Linked DNA regions of Homo sapiens: region 2 is linked to region 1. Evidence: chromatin loops called from intact Hi-C (ENCODE). Cell type or tissue: PC-9. All regions are shown on one strand. Links, peaks and the distances in the headings refer to the core of each region. The heading gives the core; the rest is flanking DNA. Region 1 has its middle 33 kb from the start of RAB14. Region 2 overlaps STOM (stomatin).

Region 1 (7,945 bases), core at 1,848-5,847:
CCTCGCCCACCCTCTGTGACCTAGGATAAGTCCTACTCCCACTCTCGTGAACTTCATTTTATTCACACGTAAATCAGGGTTCATAATCTCTTCACTGCAAACTTCACAGCATCACTCAATGGATTTCATGAGCACCTACTACGTGCAGGGTAATCACATTCCTAACGCTAAAACCAAAGGGTAAGCATCGCTATACTCCTCCTTTAGTACATGATCAATTGGCAGTCCAGGGCCAACGAGAAGCAAAGCTGGGATTCCATCAGGCACTCTCTGACCTCCATGTTTGTCCTTTTCCATAGGTCACACTGTTTAGAAGGAGAAAGAAGAGCTCGCTGTGAAAAACGCTCCACAATGCTGCAGAGCCTTGTGAAGGTGGAAGAGTACTCTCATCAGCAAACGGCATTCCTTCCATGGAAAATGTCATTGGGAGGAAAGCAGGTGACTTTGGATTTCTTTTTCTTCTTTTCTATCCTTGTAAAGGATTTCCTTCTTCTCTATCTTTGATAACTCGTGAAAGCCTTAGGTTAATATTATCTACCAAGGACTCTACACTTCAAATAAGAACTGGGTGAAGGTAGCGGAGACCGAGCCAGCCCAGAACCAACTGCCTCAACTGAAGAAACTGACCAGAAAAGCCCTTTGAAGCTGTAATTAACTTCAGACATGATTTTGAAGAAGAAGAAGAAAAAACAAAAAACAAAATAACAGTAATGTCAGTGGGTATCAGAACTCCAGCCAATTCAACTGAGAGCTGGGAAGAGGGAAGAGAAAGTGCTGCAAATTTTCAACAGAGTGACCACAGAGTCCTACAGTATGAGCTCTCGTGGTGATGTAGCAGGCAGGCTTCTATTGTTTTAAAGATGGGGAATCATGAAAAAGAGAGAGAGAAGGGAAAGATGGGAAAAAATTTTAATCTTAAAAATATAAAAGCAGGCCAGGTGCAGTAGCTCACACCTGTAATCCCAGCACTTTGGGGTGCCAAAGCGGTCTCAGGAGTTTGAGACCAGCCTGGCCTACATGGTGAAACCCCGTGTCTACTAAAAATATAAAAATTAGCCAGTCATGGTGGCGGGTGCCTGTAAATCCAGCTACTTGGGAATCTGAGGCAGGAGAATTGCCTGAACCCAGGAGGCGGAGGTTGAAGTGAACTGAGATTATGCCACTGCACTCCAGCCTGGGTGACAGAGCGAGACTCTGTCTCAAATATATATATGTATATAAAAGCATTTGCAGCTATTCCAGATTAATATGGGAGGAAGTGATGGGAGAGACCAGAAGATTTGATAATCCCAAACCTAACTTGTTATAATGTGGTACAATGTAGACTGGTTTTCCTTGAGGTCAGGGACTGGACCTGCTTCATGACTGTCCAGTGCTGAGCACAGGGTGTGGCATCTGGTGGGATCTTAGGAAACATTTATGTAATGAGGAAATCTAGGAAATGTGATTGAAAATCTTCTTGACACCTTAGGGCCCTCACTATGATTGCAAAAATTATTAGTCTGTATAGATTAAAGCCAGGCTTCTGATTTATCTGGTGGGGCTGGTTAGTCAGTTATCCCTTTTTCACAGCCTCAGGCACTCTTGGCAGAGTTACATAAGTAAAAAGCCATGTGTGTATGCATGATAGGGATGAACGTATCAGTTAAGGGGCAGACTCCAATTTTGCAACCTTTTTAAAAAATATATTTTATTGTGATTAGAACACGTAACATGAGGACTACCCATTTAACAAATTTTCAAGTGTACGATATGGTATCATCGACTATAGATGTAATATTGTACAGCAGATCTATGGAGCTTATTCAATCTTGCTATCCTGAGCCAAGAAAATAAAAAGTATTTGTGTTTGTGAAATTGATTGGAAGAACTCTGCCAAAGGAAAGGCAACAGTTAGGTCTCAGGCAGGCCGGAAACCAAAACTCCATGGATCATAGAAGTAGAGACTCATGGGTACTTCCTTTCAAGAACCTCCGCTTTCCTTGATGTTTGCTTTGTGGCTGAGGAGACAAAGTGGCTCGATGGCACTCTCAGCTTACAATTCAGAGGAACCATTGTTGAGTCCCCTGATAGAAGTTTTCATCCCTTGGGCTTTGTGGTGGATTAAAGACGGCTACAAATTCCCTATCACTTCTCTGTTGAGAGGTGAAATGTGTTTCCTCAGCCCTTGAATACTGGGTTGGCCTGAGACTGCTTAACCAACAATATGTGGTAGAAGTGATGCTCTCTGTCAGCTCTGAGGTAGGCCTTTAATAAGACTAACAACCTCCTCTTCCTCCCTCTTGGAGCCCAGAGCTGCCACATAAGAAGTCCAGGCAAGCCAGGCGCGGTGGCTCATGCCTGTAATCCCAATACTTAGGGAGACTGAGGCAGGTGGATCACAAGGTCAGGAGTTCAAGACCAGCCTGATTAACATGGTGAAACCCCGTCTCTACTAAAAATACAAAAAATTAGTCGGGCGTGGTAGCATGCACCTGTAATCCCAGCTATTCAGGAGGCTGAGGCAGGAGAATCTCTTGAACCCAGGAGGTGGAGGTTGCAGTGAGCTGAGATCACGCCACTGCACTCTAGCCTGGGTGACAGAGCGAGACTCCATCTAAATAAATAAATAAATAAATAAATATCCAGGCTATTCTGCCAGGCACACAGAATAAGACCACTGAGGCACAGGAGGTCAAATAAAGATGCCATCTTTGATGTCCAGTCCAGTTAAACCTTCAGATGGTTCCAACCCCACCTAGCAACTGGCTGCAACCTCGTAAGAGACTCCAAGCAAGAACCACTGAGCTGAGCCCAGCCAACTCATAGAACCATGAGAGATAACAATATTTTACTATTTAAAGCCACAAAGTTTTGGAGTGGTTTGTTGTACAGCAACAGATAGCCAAAAGAGACCCTAAAACCTATAGCTAGCAAGGCCTAGAGTCTCAGGACAGGAAGTCTAACATTTGGAGAGCAGATGTTAGGTGTCACCTTGAGCAATTCCACCCCTTCGTTCCTGAAGCAATTGTTTCGATTGGAATTCAGTTTGCCTTCACTGAGCAACAGAAAACCCCAGACAATAATGCCTTGAACAAATCGAAAGTTTCTTTCTCTCACAAAAGTCTGGGTAAGTGATCCAGACTGGAATAGTGCTCTAAGATGTCAGGGACCCTGGTTCTTTATGCTTTTTTTATGCAATGCATGACCTAAGCCTCGTGGGTCAAGATGACACTTCAGGCAATAGGACAGAGGAAGGGATGCAAACACAAAGGGTGCTTTCTCCTGTAGAAGGTTATTTAAAGCCACCACATGTGGCTTCTTCTTGTATTCCATTGGTTAATATGTATCTCACGGCCGTGCCTAGCTGCAAGGGAGACTGGAAAATGGTATCTTGATTTTGGGTGGCCATGCACCCAGCTCTAAATTCTACTACTTCTAGTAAGAAAGGCTATTGGGAGACACTTTGCAGTGCCTGCCTCACTGCTACATCTTGAAAAGTAATAGAGAGACACAGGAAATGGCATCACATATGGGATGCTGACTCACAGCACCGATCCCTTCCGGAGGGGAGCAAGCAGTTATCTCCCCATGGGCACTGTGAGCCTCCACAAGGCCATTCTACTGTGCTATAGGAGCCAGCTGCTCCTGGGTCATGGGTGGGGTCTGTTAGGTGAAGAGTGAATCCCACAGGCCTTAAGTCACTGCCACTTTTGCCATGAAGTGAATTCCTTGATAAGAGGGAGCATCGTGTGACATACGATGACTAGGTAAAAGCTTCTATAAGCCCTCAGGCTGTGGTGCTGGTGGAGGCACGAAGGGCAGGGAAAGCAAATCCAGATAAAAAATAAATGTAGGGTTGGGCATGGTGCCTCATACCTGTAATCCGAGCACTTTGGGAGGCCAAGGCTGGAAGATCGCTTAAGCCCAGGAGTTAAAGTCTGCAGTGAGCTATGATTGCATCACCATACACTAGACTGAGCAACAGTGTGAGACCCCGTCTCTAAACAAATAAATTAAATAGTTAAATAAATAAATGTAGGACATTGCCATGAGAACAATTTGGCTGTTCCAGATGGAGTTAGTTCCCAGCTGAGAAACAGGGAGGTGTGGGGCAGAAGGAAGAGTGTTAGCTTCCTTCCTTCTCCATGAGAGGGAGGCGCAGAGGAAAGGCTGCAGACCAAGATGGTTAGTGGGTAGGAATTCTCCAAGTTCTCTCGCAAGCCCCAGATATCACCATCCTTTCCTAAAGGAAACCTGGCAAAGTCATGCCGTTGGCTGTCACTGAAATTCAGCAACTCCCCGAATCCGAGTTTGGCTTTAGCAATCTCGCACCCATGGCCCCAGTGAACAGTTTCCATCTGGCCAGAGAAAAGTCGTGAGTTTCACTTTGTGCCTTGTGGCAAACATCTCAAGACGTGAGCTTGTCCTTATCCTAAATCAAGATACCTGATGCTTTCAGAAGCAGCCACCCTACTGGTTTCCACATCTTTCATCTCCCTTTTAGGTGGCTGAGAATTTTAGCTTCAGCTTGTCCAAAGTCCCAGATTACCCAAAGAGATTATGTGCTTAGCCACTGTCTTCCAAGGGCTGGTCGTTCCTATTCTGGAAGACAATTAGGATTCTCAGTGCCTCTCTCCCTGTCCAGCTCAAGAATCATGGATCACTTGGAGGAAAAGCTAAGCTCCTGTAATAAAAAGGCAAACTAGAGTAGCCTATTTCCCCTTGAGGTGAGTGGCCCAGAGCAGAAGGGCAGCTTTGGTTCTTTGTCGCTCATTCTTCCCCAGGGCAGTGTTCTCTTCTGCATCGGTGCAGCTGGGTTCTGGCTGGTGGGAAAGAAGACAGTGGAGAAAGCTTGCTGGTTATCTTAGAACCCAGGCCCGGAAATGACACGTGACTCCCACTTCATTCCCCTGGTGAGAATTCAGGCACCTGGCCACCCTAAACACAAGCAAGGCTGGCAAAGACAGTCTAGGGGGACAGCCATGTGCCTGGCTCCTATTATACTTAGGCAAAAAAGTAGAATGGAAAGCCTTTTGGTGAACACCTAGCAGTCTCGGCCACATATTCCAAATAGCTCTTATTTCCTTGAGGGTCTGAATGAGTTTTCTAGGACTGCCATAACAAAGTATCATGAACTGGGTGGCTTAAAACAACAGAAATGTATTGTCTCACACTCTGGATGCCTGAAATCTGAAATCAAGGTGTCCACAGGACCACATTCCCTCTGAAGAGGCAATGGAAGGAGCTGTTCTCCAGACCGCACTCCTAGCACCTGGCAGCCACAGGTGTTTCTTGGTTTGTGGCTGCCTCACTCTAATTCTCTCTTTTTTTTCTTTTTCCATTATTTAACATGTTGTTGTTATTGTTGTTTGTTTGTTTGTTTTTTCCCCAAGACAGAGTCTTGCTGTGTTGCCTAGGCTGGAGTGCAGTGGTGCGATCTCGGCTTACTGCAGCCTCCACCTTCTGGGTTCAAGCAATTCTCCTGCCTCAGCCTCCCAAGTAGCTGGGACTACTGATACACGCTACCACGGCCGGCAAATTTTTGTATTTTTAATAGAGACAGGGTTTCACCACGTTGGCTGGTCTCGAACTCCTGACCTCGTGATCTGCCCGCCTCAGCCTCCCAAAGTGCCTGGATTACAGGCATGAGCCACCATGCCCGGCCAACATGTATTTTCATTTATATCCAAATATCACATTTTCTACATTAAAATTATACTGACTTCCCCCGTACCCTACACCCTAAGAGAAAAAAAGAAAAGAAATTTACACAATTTGAAAGGTAGAATGCATGGAGTAGGGAAGTTGCTATTGCACCTGAGTAACAAAGAACAGAGAGACCAAACAGTCAATAAGGCACAACTGCATAGAAGACAGCTCAGGGCTTGCATCAGGAAGGAGCAGGAATAAAACTCCAAAACTTCTAAGTGCCACCACCTGTGCCACAACATTACCCTGAAAAGGCAGAGGTAGGTCCGAAAGCAGAACCAAATCAGGGATTTTCCAAAGGCTGCTTCCTAACAGAGATTAAAATATCCACAAACATGAGAGCCTTTGCTTCTCACCTTGCCTTCAGCATCTGGTAAACACTTTAGAAACTTAAACCACTGTTCACATGTCAGAATGTAGAATGGCTATAGGTTTTTCTTTCTTCTTTTGTTGTACCCCAAGCAACCACTCTATTAATGATTTTAGTCATGTGATTCTTCTGCATGGAAACTCAGTAAAGGTCACCAAAGACAAGGCTTTTCACTGCTATCAGATAAATATCAGCTGTGCAAAAGTTGCAGGATTTTGTGTGTTGCTCAGAGAGGGAGAGCTGTAAGACACAGGAATCTCAATGCATATGTAATAAACAGGAAAAGGAAATTTCTTTTGCTCATCTATTTATTGTATAAGAAAGAGCAAGTAGGCAGTCAAAATCATCTGCTAGGCTAGGGGTGATGTCTCATGCCTGTAATCACAACACTTTGGGAGGCCGAGGAGGGAGGATCACTTGAGCCCAGGGGTTCAAGACCAGCTTAGGCAACATAGTGAGACCCTGTCTCTACAAAAAGAATTAAAAAATTAACTGCATGTGAGTAGCACATGCCTGTAGTCCCAGCTACTTGGGAGACTGAAGTAGGAGGATTGCTTGAGCCTGGGAGCAGCTGTGCTCACACCACGGTACTCCAGCCTGAGCGACAGAGCAAGACTCTGCCTCAAAAACAAACAAACAAACAAAACCAACCAACCAAGCAACCAAAGAAACTATTTGCTTAGAGCAGCAGCACAGAACCACAGGCACATCAACAACCCAAAAGAAAATGCTCAAGAAAGAGCATCTTGGCTCTTTTGAAAGGAGTCATCTTTTAGACCTGATCTTGCCCCTTTAATTTAGAGACCAAAGCATTATAACTCAGAGGCTGATACTCTTGAGGAGGTTGAGAGGTAAAGTCCAAGAGACCCAGATAATGAGGACATTATTAGGTAACTAACTATATCACTGTGTACAATGCAAACATCAATAAGAAAACGTCACCTGCATCCCTGCAGCTACTTTTAGCAAAGCACTGAAGACCCAGGTTTTCTGAATAGGGAATAGTTTGAAGTCTGTTAGCAGTTTAAAGCATTCAACACTGGAACAATATGTTACGTATTCTTTGTTTTTAATTATAGGTTAACACGGTAAACTCCAACACAAAGATGAGGCTAGGGGAGTGCTAAAGGAATAAAGAAAACAGAACCAGCATTTCACAAGTATATTAAGCAGTGATGAAACAGCAGCCAGTGCTTTGCAGAGTCTCAAGGGTAAAATTTACTTTGCTGCTGTGATGGTTAATACTTAGTGTCAACTTGATTGGATCGAAGGATGCAAAGTATTGTTCCTGGGTGTGTCTGTGAGGTTGTTGCCAAAGGATGTTAACATTTGAGTTGGACTGGGAGGGGAGACCCACCCTCAATCTGGGTGGGCACAATCTAATCAGCTGCCAATGTGGCTGGGATAAAAGCAGGCAGAGGAATGTAGAAGGACTAGACTGGCTTAGTCTTCCAGCCTGCATTTTTCTCCCATTCTGGATGCTTCCTGGCCTTCAACATCAGACTCCAGGTTCTTCAGCTTTGGGACTCTTGGTCCTTCGACCACAGACTAAAAGCTTCACTGTCAGCTTCCTTACTTTTGAGGTTTTGGGACTTGGACTGGCTTCCTTGCTCCTCAGCTTGCAGACGGCTTATTGTGGGACTATACTTTGTGAGCGTGTGAATCAATACTCCTTAATAAATTCCCCTTTATGTAGATATCTATCCTATTAATTCTCTCCCTCTGGAGAACCTGACCAGTACAGGTGCTCTTCAGCATATCTTTGGGGAAGATTAGGAACAGTTGCCAACCAGTATCCAAAGTCTCATAGACAGTGTGATTTTCATGAGGACCCTGAAAAATAAAGTTCCTCTCAAACTTCTGCAGAAATTCCAAGTCAAGAAG
Region 2 (7,945 bases), core at 2,152-6,151, 120 kb after region 1:
GAACTGCCTTCTGGTTCCAATTTTGGTGAGACTTGCCCCTACTTCCTACCTTTGGGTTTGGTGAGATATCCCTGAAATTTTACACATTATCATCTTTAAAGATACTCTTTTCTAGGTTAGGTTAACAAATATTTCCTCAGTGCCTCCCAGAGGGGCCATGCCACCCATGCAGGGTTAAGACATAGGCAGATGATGATGAAAAGAAGGAAGAAAAAAGGCAGATGTCAAAGTAAGAGAATATAAACAAGAGGAAAAGAGAGAATGAGGAATAGGAAACAGTAAAAGGGAAAAAGAGCCTGAGAAAAGAAACAGAACAAAAAAGAAGCCAAAAATAAGTAAGAGATGGGTGGTATGGATGGAATGATGACCCACTTGCTCCGAAGTTGGAACTGTTAATTTGACCTTAATATGGAATCGGGAGAATAAGTATGGTACACACAGTCATAAAAGAATGAGGTAACTCTACATGTACTGATACGTCCATAGATATTAATATTAAATGAAAAAAGCAGAGCGCAGAACAACATGTGCAGTATAACCCTACTTTTGTAAAACAAACAAGCCAGTAATCCAAAAACCTGGTCAAATAAAATCCAAATACACTCAACTGTTAGGAGTGGTGACCTCTGGGGGAATATGATTTGAAGTTACGGGGAGGGTTTTCACTTCTAACTTTACCACTTCAAGATTATTTCAAGTTTTTACAGCAAGCATGTTTTACGTTTTTTTATAATTATTAATAAAAGAGAAAACTCAGTAAGAAAAACAAGTTTAAAAAAAAAGTTACCTTGGCGCGGGCCTCGCGGGACGCTTCTGCTTCTGCAGCCATAGCTCTCTGGAGCTGCACAGGTAGTTTCACATCCTTAATTTCCACACGCTCCACCTTTATTCCCCAGGCATCAGTGGCATCATCCAGAGTAGACTGTTAGGAAGAGAGAAGGCAAGCTAAATCTCCTCAGCCCAGCCCAGATGCTGACAGAGGCTGTATTCATTGGGATTTGGAGGAGATAAGGTGCTGGGGAGAGTTGTGGAGAGACAGTTACCCCACGGTGGAACGAATGGTGACGCAGGGGCTGGCTCACTGATCCTGATTCTGTTGCTAACAAGCTAATGCAGGGGTTAGCAGCTTCTTCTAAAAGGGCCATATAGTGATTGTTTATTTGTAGTCTCTGTCTCAACTATTTAACCCAGCTGTTGTAGTCAAAAGCAGCCATGGATAATATATAAATAAATGGCTGTGGCTATACTCCAGTCAAACTTTACTTACAAAAACTACAGCCTGTAGGCTACAGTTTGCCAACTCCTGAGCTAATGTGACTCTGTGTAAGTCATATTACTCCTTTGTGCTTCAACTTCCTCCCTTTAGAATGTCAGGAATGAAACCACACATCTATTTCATAGGTTGTTGTGCATATCAAATACAATCATAGATTTTACCCACGATGAAGTCTATACAAATAATAAGAATCCAGAGTTATAGCACTTTATCTTTTTTGAATAAGCTATGCTTAACTGAATATCTGTTACTCAAGAAAGACTGGAAAGCACAACAGTTATAATTCATGGGACTCACACACAGAATAAAGCTTTAGGAATACCTACACTATCTTGCAGAATAGCCTCTGTTCTAAACAAAAAGGTTATTACTGATTCTGGAAAAAAATACACACTGAAGAAAATTTTAAAAAAATGTACGCATGAGTGTTATGAACTCATGAACTGCTAATGTGAAAAATGTCCCCTCCTGCCAAATTTGAAAAATTTTACTATGAAGAAAAAAAAACGGTCACAGACCCCCACAACTTGAATTAATAAAAGGTTCTCAAACAACCATTGACTCTTTGCTTCATTTTTCAGCTTCTGGGGGGTAACAGCATTGACGTACTCCCCACCTGCATGTTGTGTGCAATTTCTTCTCTGTCAGAGAGGATCTGAGAAAGATTCTTGGTGCCCAGAACATTCCTCAGAGTAGTTTGTGCCAAAAGACGGGTTGCTGAGTCAGCGTTGGTGATATTTGCCACAGCCAGGGTTGCATTCTGAACGCGGTAATAGACCACACCATCCACGCTAATTGTCACTGAATCCTTTGTGAGGATCTACAAGATGAAGGAAGCAATTTTACATCTGTCAACGACTTTTTTTTAACATAACTGTAAGGAATGTTATTCTACAGAATATCTTATAACACTAGCTGATTTTCTTTAGTAAGGCATCAGAAAGTTAATTATATCTTTTAAAATTTAATAAAATAAATTATTCAAGTCCATTAATTCATTCAATCATACAAATAATATTGAGATATCACTCAACAGCAGGCACTGTACTAGGTACCAGGGATTAAGGTAGGAAAAAAACTTGGTTCCTCCTTTGAAGGAGGTTAGGGAATCAAAGGAAACTCTTAGGGGCAGCTGTGGGTGGCAGGGGTGATACCTGAATTGAATCTTGAAGAAAGGAATACAATTTTTCTGAGGGTGTTGGGTGGAGTGGAAGAATATTCAAGAGAGAGGCACTAGAGAGTCAAGGTTTGATAAACTACAAGTTCCACAATATTACTGGAACAAAAAGTGCATGGGGAATGTTTTTAAAGGGCAAGGTCAGCATCAAAACATATTTTACAGCATGCTACATAAAAATGCTAAACATGACATATTTTTGTTTTAAGCTAAGAAGTTATCTGAGTGAGAGGCTCCAGGAAAATAGTTACATCCATCACTTAAAACTCACTGGGACTCAGTTTTCTCATTTGTAAAGTAGAGATTAATTATAGTACCTACTTTGCATTCTTGCTAGAATTAATGCGTTAAATACATTCAAGTGCTCAGAAAAGTTCCTGGCACGTAAGAGCTGTCTTATTATTTCATCTTGGATAATGGTGGTAACTTTACTGAATAAAACACTGACTTGATTAACTGTAATAAGTTAATTTAGATAATAATAAACAAGCCAGCTGGGCATGATGGCATACACCTGTAGTTTCAGCCACTCAGGAGGCTGAGGCAGGAAGATTGCTCCAGCCTGGGAATTCCAGCCTCTCTCACTAACAACATCAGGCTGGCACCTTTCTACTGATCATTTAAATGTCCTTCTCTCTGTGAAACTTTCTTGGCTTACTTGGCAGAGTTAAGCACTCTTCCCTTGCACATCCACTGCACCTTACTGTAGTGACATTATTTATTCACATTTCTACTTCTCTCTTAGACTATGAATTTCTTCAGGGCAATTCTTTGTAACTCTAACACTGGCAGAGTGCTTGAAACATAGCGGGTAGTCAATAAATGAGAGAGGAGCTGAACTGAAATGTGGTCCTGAGAACAGTGACCGATGAGGAACACAGCAGTGAGAGTTAGGAGACCTGAACTGAGTCCCATCTCTGCCTTCAGGTCCCTGGATGGCCTCTAGCAAGGTTTTTAACCCATTTGACCAACAGATTCCTCATTTGTGAGATGGCGCTAATAATACTGCCTAATTCTATCCAAATTTCTGTGAAGATCAAATAAGAACATACTTGTGAATGAAGCCCTTTTGAAAGAGTAAACAGCTATGAAAATGGAAGGTAATAATAACAATGTTGTAACATGGCTGTTTAGCCCTGCCAGACATCAAAGCAGTGATCCTTTTTTAGTAATCTCAAAATACTTCTAACATGGAAGAGAAGTGGAGGATTTATAAATAAATGTACAGTGTATTACCATCTTGTATGAAAACTAATTATTTCCCATGACATGATGGGAAAATGTGTGTCATTCCCAAATTCTTGCCACTTTGACTTTGCCACAGCTTCTTTCTAAAGCTACAGCTTCTCTGCCTACTGTTTATCATCGGCAAGGGTTTATCTCCCTTCACAGAAACTTCACAGGGGATCAGAAAAAGGATTGCTGCCAAGTTCCAATCTGCTTTGCATTCAGCAGCTTGCAGAATAGGAGAGGGCCACTGGAAAGCAGAAGCTTAAACAGCAACTCTGCCAGATGTCTGTAATGTTTATAGTGGAAAATGCCAGAATGTCCAGCTACCCTGAAGGGCTCCTTCTGAGACTCAATCTTCCTTAGACGATGGGAAAACACACAGAGAATACAGTGATACTCTCAGTCTTGTTCTTATGAGTAAAATGTGGGCAAAATGATTCCTGGCATCACTAACTTTGGGTGGATTATAAAGTCTGACCCCACCCACTTCTTGGATCAGTACCAACAAGGAAGTTCCTAAGCTGGTTTCTGGTATTTGTGACATGAGAAGGCAACATGGCCAGGCTCCATCACCATGCTGAGTATCTGGCCTTTGGCCAGGAAACACTGACAGCATTCTTCTGTCCTTCCCCCTTCATGATGTTTTCAGGTTTTCTGTATGCAACGGTTATTAAGTCTCCTAAGGACATGGTTCCCAGGATGGCCATCACTTTTTCGGGGGCTATGAGGGAGCTCATGTACAATGCATTTAGCATGGAGCTGTGGAAAAAACAGCACTATACAAAGAATCCGAAGAGCTCAATTTTAGTCTTGGCTCTGCCACTGTAATCTGGAGGAATTCCTTTGTTTCACTGCAACTATATACTTTCTAGGGATTCTGCCATGAGTTTCATCTATGATAATACTTGTGAAGTAGTTTGAAAAGGCACAAAATAATCACTAGTATAAAATATTATGTTTTATCTAAAATGCCCAACAAGCAGTTTCTAATTCTTTGGTTTCTAACCAATTTATCTAGAATAAAACCTTAAGAAAAAAAATAATGAACTAATAGGGTTTTCTATCAGAAACCCATAGAAGAGAAATGTGGTAGTAAAAATGTTGATAGTAATAACAATGATGATATTATTATACTTACATTAGCATTACACTATGTTTTGTAATAATCATTCCTCGGTATCTGTGGGAGATTGATTCTAGGACCCTCAGAGGATACCAAAATCCAAGGATGCTCAAGTCTCTTATATACAGTGGCACAATATTTGCATATAACTTATGCACATCCTCCTTTATACATTAAATCCTTTCTGAAGTACTTATAATACTTAACACAATGTAAATACTACATAAATAGTTGCTATACTACACCGTTTTTAAAAATTTGTATTATTGTATCATTGTCAATTGCTTTTTTCCCTAAATATTTTTGATCCATGGAGCCAACCGTATAATCTATGTACATTTTCCTGTACACTTTAAATCATCTCTAGATTACTTCTATTATCCAATACAATACCTACACATCACTTTATTCATGTGGATTCAATGCCATGCTTGATGCATGGCAAATTCAAGTTTTGCTTTTTGGAACTTTGTGGAGTTTTTTCCTAATATTTTCAGTCTGCGGTTGGCTGAATCCCTGTATGCAAAACCCATGCATGCAAAGGGCCAACTGTAATAGTAACAGTAAGAACTTATATAGCACTTACTATTTGTCAGCCATTGCTCTAAGCACTTGGCACATATATCTCACTTCTCAGAACCACCTTATACAGTAGTTCTTACTATTACAAATGTCTATTTTCTGGATGAGGAAACTGAGGCACAGAAAAGTTAAAGAACTTGCTTAAGGTCACTGAGCTAGAAATGCTGAAGGCAGTCAAGGTCTAAAGCCTGTGCTCTGGCAGGGAACGGTGGCTCATGCCTGTAATCCCAGCACTTTAGGAGGCCAGAACGGATCACCTGAGGTCAGGAGTTCGAGACCAGCCTGGCCAACATGGCAAAATCCCGTGTCTACTAAAAATACAAAAAAATTAGCCGGGCGTGGTGGCGCACATCTATAGTCTCAGCTACTCGGGAGGCTGAGGCACGAGAATCACTTGAACCCAGGCGGCGGAGGTTGCAGTGAGCTGAGATCACACTACTGCACTTCAGCCTGGGTGACAGAGCAAGATTCCAATTAAAACAAACAAACAAACAAACAAAAATTTAAAATAAATAAATAAATAAAGCCTACACTCTAACTATTCTGTCCCTCATTGTAAAGCACTTTCACATATGATACCTCAGTTATTCAAAGAAAACCTTACCTCCTGAGGAGGAATATCAAATGAAATAGTTCTCATGTCCACTTTGATGAAGCTGTCAGTGCATGGCAGAATAAAAAACAAACCTGCAACAAAGATACACACATTATACAGACACCAGCAACCTAATCAGTTCACTTCTCCATTCAGTTTTAAGAAAATCAACCTAGTGAACTGAAAAGTCACCAGTTCATCTTCGTGAATGAGCCAGAAGCCAGGAATGATAACTTTGATTCCTCTTGCTTACTTCCCACATTTGACTGTCTCCACTAAGGTCTGTGGAGTTCATTTCCTTAATCTACTGTTGCTATCACTCTTCTCCCCACCGCCCCACTGGGACCAATGCAATCGTTTCCCAGGCCATCTTTCTATTTTTTGTAGTTTCTCTCCTATAATCTATTTCCTAAGCTGCAAGCCGAGCAATCCCCCCTAAAATACAAACCCTCCCCCACGCATGGTCCTGCATAACCCGCCTTTGTTCCCCTCTTCAGCCACTTCCTCTCTCTTCACACCCTGCACTCTTGCTGGACTGATCTACTTGCAGTTTCTTGAATCTGCAATACTCTCCTCTTTGTTGCTTTGTGTATGTTGCTATTTCCGCCGCAAACACCTCCTGTTGGTTAACACCTTTTCAGACCTCAAGACTCAGTCAAGATGTAACTTCCAGAAAGCCTTGACTCAGCCTACGACTAGTTCAGATCAGTAACACTTCTCTGGTTTTCTCTTTTCTCACAGCTCTCTGTGAGTACTTGATCATAATACTTATCACATAGGATTGTAGCTATCTGTTTCCTTGTTGGTTCCTACCACTAGATAGGAAGATCCTTGAGGGTAGGGACTGTGTTTTAGTCTCCCTTGAATTCCCAGAACCTGGAACACAGTAGGAGCTTAATTGAAGTTTGCCAAATGAATGACTGAAAGTCTTTCTTTGGTAGAGATTCTCATGCTCAAACTTGTATAGCTGTACTGTTCTTGGCCTAGGTGGTAATCTTATCAGCTCAAATGGGAAGGGGAGGGGAAGGGTAGGAAGGAAAGGGTAACAAAAGATTGGCTAGAACCACTGCTATTGTTATACAACTCCTGCTACATGAACTCTTATCTAAGACAGAGTAGAAGAGGCCCTCATAAGGGAAATCACGTCAATAAAAAAATTTTAGACTGGGCACGGTGGCTCACGTCTGTAATCCTAGTGCTTTGGGAAGCTGGGGTGGGATGATTGCTTGAGGTCAGGAGTTCAAGGCTGCAGTGAGACATGAGCATGCCACTGTACTCCAGCCTGGGCGACGGAATGAAACCCTGTCTTTAAAAAAACAACTACCTAAAAATAAAAAAAATAAAAAGAACTTTAGTTTTCAGATAAACAATCTAGAATCCCAGTACTGACCAGGTCCTTTGGCTCCTCCTTGTAAAATGCGACCCAATCTAAAGATGATGGCTCTTTCATACTCTTTTATAATCTAGAATAAAAACATGAATAATAATTTAACATGAAGAGTACAAATATATACATGCATGGCTTCTTAAATATATATTTCTGCTCTAAACAGATTAGATGCCTCATCTTTTTTCTTTAGAACCAGATCATATCTATAAATCACATGTCCAATGTTTACCTTCTCAAAGCTTATTTATTATTTTCTTACTGATTACAAAAGCAATAGATATTCACTGTATAAATTTAGGAAGGACAGAATAGTATACAGAAACAAATCCATAACCTCACTCCTCAGCTGTTAACATTGTTATTCAGTTACTCATGCAGGCCAGGCACGGTGGCTCACGCCTGTAATTTCAGCATTTTGGAAGGCCGAGGTGGGCAGATCACGGAGGTTAGGAGTTCAAGACCAGCCTGGCCAACATGGTGAAACCCTGTTTCTACTAAAAATACAAAAATTATCCGGGTATGGTGGTGGGTGCCTATAATCCAAGCTACAAGGGAGGATGAGACAGGAGAAT

Evidence for each region. A loop is a pair of places that touch in the nucleus more often than their neighbours do. Peaks named below come from ENCODE experiments on the same cell type or tissue, not always from the same donor. Only the 100,000 strongest peaks of a DNase experiment are listed, where the experiment ranks them.
Region 2: a loop joins it to region 1, with 12 times the contacts of the local background. A loop is called at or near these places in 1 of 110 quality-filtered maps.

Annotation. Positions count from the first base shown.
Region 1 is chr9:121,230,866-121,238,810 of GRCh38, forward strand. It overlaps a transcript of GSN not described here and the pseudogene LOC645482. Among named protein-coding and RNA genes, the nearest start is that of RAB14, 33 kb to the left of the region's middle. In PC-9, for the core only: no CTCF peak of the experiment used is centred there; a DNase peak (open chromatin) is centred at 3,716; H3K27ac peaks cover 3,555 bases.
Region 2 is chr9:121,347,228-121,355,172 of GRCh38, forward strand. It overlaps STOM (stomatin), which reads right to left. Exons shown (of 7, transcript NM_004099.6): 3 at 7,374-7,446; 4 at 5,993-6,075; 5 at 1,893-2,096; 6 at 788-922. Among named protein-coding and RNA genes, the nearest start is that of STOM, 19 kb to the right of the region's middle. RefSeq lists an enhancer at 6,776-6,995. In PC-9, for the core only: no CTCF peak of the experiment used is centred there; a DNase peak (open chromatin) is centred at 4,204; H3K27ac peaks cover 365 bases.